2 separate regions of the Homo sapiens genome follow, and region 1 is linked to region 2. Evidence: read pairs that join two places in POLR2A ChIA-PET (ENCODE). Cell type or tissue: HepG2. All regions are shown on one strand. Each heading gives the region's core, and the rest is flanking DNA. Links, peaks and the distances in the headings are about the cores only.

Region 1 (2,924 bases), core at 195-2,694, 64 kb after region 2:
TCCTCTCTCGCCTCCCCAGCACCTTTCCTTATACACTACGGAGTTTTAGATGGGGTGCCTGCTAGTGGTAGGAAGGCAATTCTGCCTGATTTACTAAACTCTGGGGAAGGTGCCCAGTCCCGAATATTGGCAGGACTCTTTAGAATGCAAAGTCATTGTGCCTCTCTGTCCTTAGCACTGGGTCCTATTTTCCACTTCCAGGGAGAAAGGAAAAACTCCTTCTTCATGTCTTGTTACTCTACATAGTCAGTTCCCTTGGGGAGGGTACTGAGAGTCTGGGTTGGGAGGCAAACAAATATTTTCACTGTATTCTCTTGTAGTGTTTGACTTTGTATCATGTGCATTTATTACTTTATTCAATTAAGAGTTGTCTATTTTTAAAAGGGAGGAGGAATAAGTTAGTTTGTGTGCATTGACTTAAAATGATGTACATGAAGTATTGTTAAGTTAGCAAAACAAGCTGGAGAGTAATGAACATAATAGTAATCATAGCAATCACAATAGGCATAATAGTAAAAGGAAAATGAATGCGCAGTTCCAGCTACATACTTTTTTTTTTTTTTTGAGACGGAGTCTTGCCCTGTCGCCCAGGCTGGAGTGCAGAGCGATCTCGGCTCACTGCAACCTCCGCCTCCCAGGTTAAAGTGATTCTCCTTCCTTAGCCTCCCAAGTAGCTGAGACTACAGGTGTGTGCCACCACAAATACAAAATACAAAAAATACAAATTTTTTGTAGTTTTAGTAGAGATGGGGTTTCACCATGTTAGCCAGCATGGTCTAGATCTCCTGACCTAGTGATCTGCCCATCTTGGCCTCCCAAAGTGCTGGGATTATAGGCGTGACCCACCGCACCCAGCCCCAGCTATGTACTTTTGTTGGTATGTGTTGTGTAAGTGTGAAGAAAGGTGTGGAGGGTCACATACCAGTCTGTTAACATGGTTACCTTGGAGGGATAATGATGGGGTAAGGGAAAAACTTTTATTTCCTTTGGTATTACTTTAAGATACAAAAAAATCACATGCTTGTAACAAATGCGCGTTCAAACAAGCATGTATTATTTCTGTAACTTAGGAAGGGAAGGGAGCAAAGGTAGACGAGAACAAAGAATGTGTTACGCCACCATGCCCACAACCACAGCCCCAATCAACTAATCAACAAAACAAACTCGCAGCTCTCATATACAGGTTTGCCTGACATGCTGAGGCAGGGTTTTTGACTCCCTTCCGTTCATTCTGAAGTTCGGATTTCAGAAATAGATAACACACTGGCATTGGCCACAGTCTCTCAGGACCAGCTCACGAAGTCTTTCAGGACAAAGGTTTTGTCTTAACGCTCAAAGATCTGCAGGACCCTGTATGGTAGAAGAAACATATCATTGTATTTGTAAGTAAAACAAACAAAACATAATTTAAATGTGCATCGATGGTTAAGGAATTTAGCCTTACCCATATCTATTCAATCCTTTCATGAGAGCAAAATAAGATTGAGAGTAAAAAGCATAAAAGAGCTGGGGCCCCCAAGGCAGGGTGGTTATGGGAGGCAACCAGGCATAAGGGAGGGGGTGCTGGGAGCCCCCTTCATAGCCTTCCCCAAGGTGACCAGGCCTGGGCTTCCCTGAGTAGCAATTCGGCCCGAGTGTTTTCCTTCCCTCTGTAACAATGCACGGTGCACCCCTTAAAAATGCGTAATAGCTGCCGGGCGTGGTGGCTCACTCCTGTAATCCCAGCACTTTGGGAGGCCGAGGCAGGCAGATCATGAGGTCAGGAGATAGAGACCATCCTGGCCAACATGGTGAAACCCTGTCTCTACTAAAATACAAAAATTAACTGGGTGTGGTGGCGCGTGCCTGCAATCCCAGCTACTCGGGAGGCTGAGACAGGAGAATCACTTGAACCCAGGAGGCGGAGGTTGCAGTGAGCCGAGATCAGGCCACTGCACTCCAGCCTGGCGACAGAGTGAGGCTCAGTCTCAAAAACAAGAAAAAAAAAGGAAAAAAGAAAAAAAAAATGCCTAATAGCACAAACCTTATTGCTCAACTTAAGGTGGAAAAAAAATTATGCATATCAGATAGGCAATGTTTTTTTTAAAAACAACAACCAAAAAAACCCCTTGATAATGAAGATAAGAATGGAGTAAGAGAGTAAGAAATCAGAAATAAGAATGGAGTAGGAGAATCCTCTTATATATTCCTGTGGGTGTGTAAAGTGGTACAGTTATTCTGGGATGCAATATGACAACATGTCAGGGAACTAGAAACATTTTATACCCCTCTAGGACTCTAGCTTGAGGAAATAAACAGAGATGTTATCAAAGATTTGGTATGAGTATGTTTTGTGCAGTATTATTAATAATACTGAAATATTGAAAACTATTCAATAAGAATGGCTAACTAAATTATAATTATAATTTATGCAGTTGTAAAATCTTTGTAACATAATATTTAAAAGGCTAGGAAACAAAACTATATATCCAACATGATTCTAATTTGTAACAATTATATAGTAAATATACAAAACTATAGAGTACATTTGAATGATTCAAAAATAATTATAAATTTTCGTTTATCCTTTCTATGTTTCAAAAATTTCTATTATAAACATATGTTCATCTTAGTATTGGGAGAAGTAAAATGAAGGGAAAAAACATTAGCTTAGTCCTCCACAGAGAGAATTAATTCTCCTTGACACATTTAAATCCATAAATTTAGAACAACCTATTTCTGACTAATGTCACGTAATTGAACGGTCCATTTCTGAATTCATAGATTTCCCTGTGGTCCTGAAATATGTACCTATTTAGCTACTATGGAGCCATTACTCCCAGGAAAAAAGAAATCCCCAAAATAAAAATAAAATCTTTTTTTTTCTCACTTTTTTTTTTTAAGAGAAACTTCTCTATACATACAGGAATTTGACAACAGTTTGT
Region 2 (2,924 bases), core at 147-2,646:
CATTCACAAACAGCCCCAGGAGCAGCAGATGGAGGAGGCAGCAGTGGTATGATTTTTTTGAACAAACTACAAAAGTCCTTTTATATAAGTATAAAATAAACACAACTATGAAATTATTCCTATTTATTTTCTCATGGTTTACCATGCTTGCCCCAGATTTTCTGCCTTTAAAGATCTCATCCACTCTGGCTATCACTATACATAGGCTGTTATTCTTAGGGGCAATAGTACTCACTGCAAGGAGGCTTAAGCTAGTATTAAGTTTTCTTATGTATATCCACAGCCTATGGTTGCCTCAGCTCCATTCCACAATTTAAAGTTGGGGGTGTTGTTGGTTTCTTTTTTAAAGATACAGGTTTCACACTTACAAATCTATGTTGCATTTTTGAACCAACGAGGCTTCTCATAATCTCTTAGCCCTTCTCATTTCACATTCTCAATAAGCTTCAAAGCCTTGCCAAAAACAAAATCTCAGTGAGATATTGTGGTCTTTGAAATAAGCAAGGTAGCAAGTGCACATCTTAAAATTAAAAAGGCTTGGCCGGGCACGGTGGCTGTAATCCCAGCACTCTGGGAGGCCGAGGCAGATGGATCACAAGGTCAGGAGTTGGAGACCAGCCTGCCCAATATGGTGAAACCCATTTCTACTAAAAACATGAAAAATTAGCCGGGTGTGGTGGCATGCGTCAGTAGTCCCAGCTAATGAGAAGCTGAGGCAGGAGAATCACTTGAACCCAGGAGGCAAAGGTTGCAGTGAGCCAAGATCAAGCCACTGCACTCCAGCCTGGGCGACAAAGTGGGACTCCATCTCAAAAAAAACAAAAAAAAAAAACAACAACAAAAATGGCTCTAGATCTGTAATTCTCAGTAGCTGACTTCGCATTCTTAGATAAGACACTTTTACCTTACATATTAATAAAGTGAGGATGGCTCTACAGTGGCACGTTTTACCTCACAAACTAGTTCTAGGGATAAATAAAAGATAAATGAGCTAGTGCGAGTTAGGCTCTGATTTATTCATGTATTTATTATTTCTGCCCCACATGATTTTTGAAGTACCAAAGAAGATTCGCCACTGAAATAAAAGAGTGTACAAGGTAGATTTCAATAGCATTGAAATCAATCATTTCATAGCAAATAATACAAGGAATCTTTAAATAAGGTTTTTCTCTTCATCCTAAAAAATGTCTTCAGAACACAGCTTCATCTGGTGGCATTCTTTCATTAATCATTAGGGTAATGCCTACCAATACTGACAAAATAGCGGAAAACATTTGTACATTTTCTTTCTTTTTTTTTTTTTTTTTTTGAGACGGAGTCTCACTTTGCCACCCAGGCTGGAGTGCAATGGCACGATCTTGGCTCACTGCAACTTCCACCTCCCAACTTCAAGCAATTCTCCTGCCTCAGCCTCCCGAGTAGCTGGGATCACAGGCGCCTAGCACCATACCCTGCTAATTTTTGTATTTTTAGTAGAGCCGAGGTTTCACCATGTTGGCCAGGCTGGTCTCGAACTCCTGACCTCAGGTGATCCACCCACCTCAGCCTCCCAAAGGGCTGGGATTACAGGTGTGAGCCACTGTGCCTGGTCAAGACTTGTAAATTTTCTTATTTGGGTTGAGATTTGAGCTTCAGTTCACTTAACAACAGTTCTCAAAGAACTGCAAATGTTTAAGAGGACAACATGTCAGAAAGGGGAAACATGGGATTTCAACTCTAGCTCTATTATTTACCAGCTGGATAAAGCTTGAGTGAGTTATTTAACCTCTGTGAACTTGTTTTCTCATCTATTTAAAGAAAAAACAAGGAGATATATAACACAGAAGAGATACTCTACAGACCTTAGGCTTCCTTTAAAGACTGCATAACTTCCAAAAGTCAAGGGAATTGTTTGGCTTTTTAAAATGTGAGCCTGAGATAAGGGAATGTTCACTAAGCAGTATAATACCAAGTTTTGCTTTGTAATTTCAGACTTGCTGATTCTATCTGCTACTCATTGCCTGAATTTATATCTCTTTTCTACTGGAAGTGGGGGACTTTCTAGTTACAGTAAAAATTTGCTACAGCTATGAAAATTTGCTAAAGCTATACATTTGACTCCCAAATAACTTATGCCAAACACTTTATAAACAAATCACCCTTTGATGTCAGCATTTGTTTCAAATAATGACTAATTCTGATATTTTTTATAAATTCTTAATCTTATTTTATTTCATAGCTTACAAAGTTAAGACCCTTAGAAATTGACAAGAATTAACTGCTCACCAAGTACTGCATAGCAATAGAGCGTCGAAGAGGCCCAGGAGGTCCTATTAGAAAAACATCTTGCCCCAAAAGATCCTTCTGCATTATCCATCTTAGATGCTGAACTACAGATTGAGCCAGAGAGTCTGAAACTATAAAGAAAAAAGAGAAAATGAAGTGCAAATTTAAGTATTACTTATAATATAAATCTCCAAGTAATGTGGACATATTTATATATATATATAACGTATATAAAATATGTGTTTATCTGTGTATTTATAAACATATGTATATAAATATATATAAACATATGCATATGTTTATCTGGACAAACATGTAGACACCTGCTGAATTTTCACATAGTTTTACAATAAAACCATTATTGTCGATGCTAAAACAAGATTAAGTTTATAATATCACAAAGAATTACATATTCCTTACTTGAAAGCTTTCCATAACATTTGAATAATAACCTATAACTGTTCCTAACGAAATAAAAGCGATCTTCAAGGATGATTTGAGGAACTGATTTGATTAATCACAATTTTATAGTCCAATCTTTTTGTTCTAAAAGAGAGATATGATCAAATCATCCCAGATAGTTAATGATTATCATAGTCTTAAAAAATCTGAGAAAAGCATACTACAACTTAAGTTGGTAATGGGTTGTAAGATCATGG

What was found. ChIA-PET counts read pairs that join two places held together with the same protein. Peaks named below come from ENCODE experiments on the same cell type or tissue, not always from the same donor. Only the 100,000 strongest peaks of a DNase experiment are listed, where the experiment ranks them.
Region 1: POLR2A ChIA-PET joins it to region 2 with 5 read pairs; 7 of 35 experiments call an interaction of 5 or more read pairs at or near these places.

Annotation. Positions count from the first base shown.
Region 1 is chr13:41,973,566-41,976,489 of GRCh38, forward strand. VWA8-AS1 (VWA8 antisense RNA 1) reads left to right here. Exons shown (of 4, transcript NR_039974.1): 3 at 2,884-2,924. It overlaps LOC105370176 (a long non-coding RNA gene), which reads right to left. Exons shown (of 3, transcript XR_941905.3): 3 at 1,274-1,350. Among named protein-coding and RNA genes, the nearest start is that of VWA8-AS1, 14 kb to the left of the region's middle. In HepG2, for the core only: no CTCF peak of the experiment used is centred there; a DNase peak (open chromatin) is centred at 1,136; H3K4me3 peaks cover 455 bases.
Region 2 is chr13:41,909,773-41,912,696 of GRCh38, forward strand. It overlaps VWA8 (von Willebrand factor A domain containing 8), which reads right to left. Exons shown (of 45, transcript NM_015058.2): 3 at 2,266-2,396. Among named protein-coding and RNA genes, the nearest start is that of VWA8, 50 kb to the right of the region's middle. In HepG2, for the core only: no CTCF peak of the experiment used is centred there; no DNase peak of the experiment used is centred there.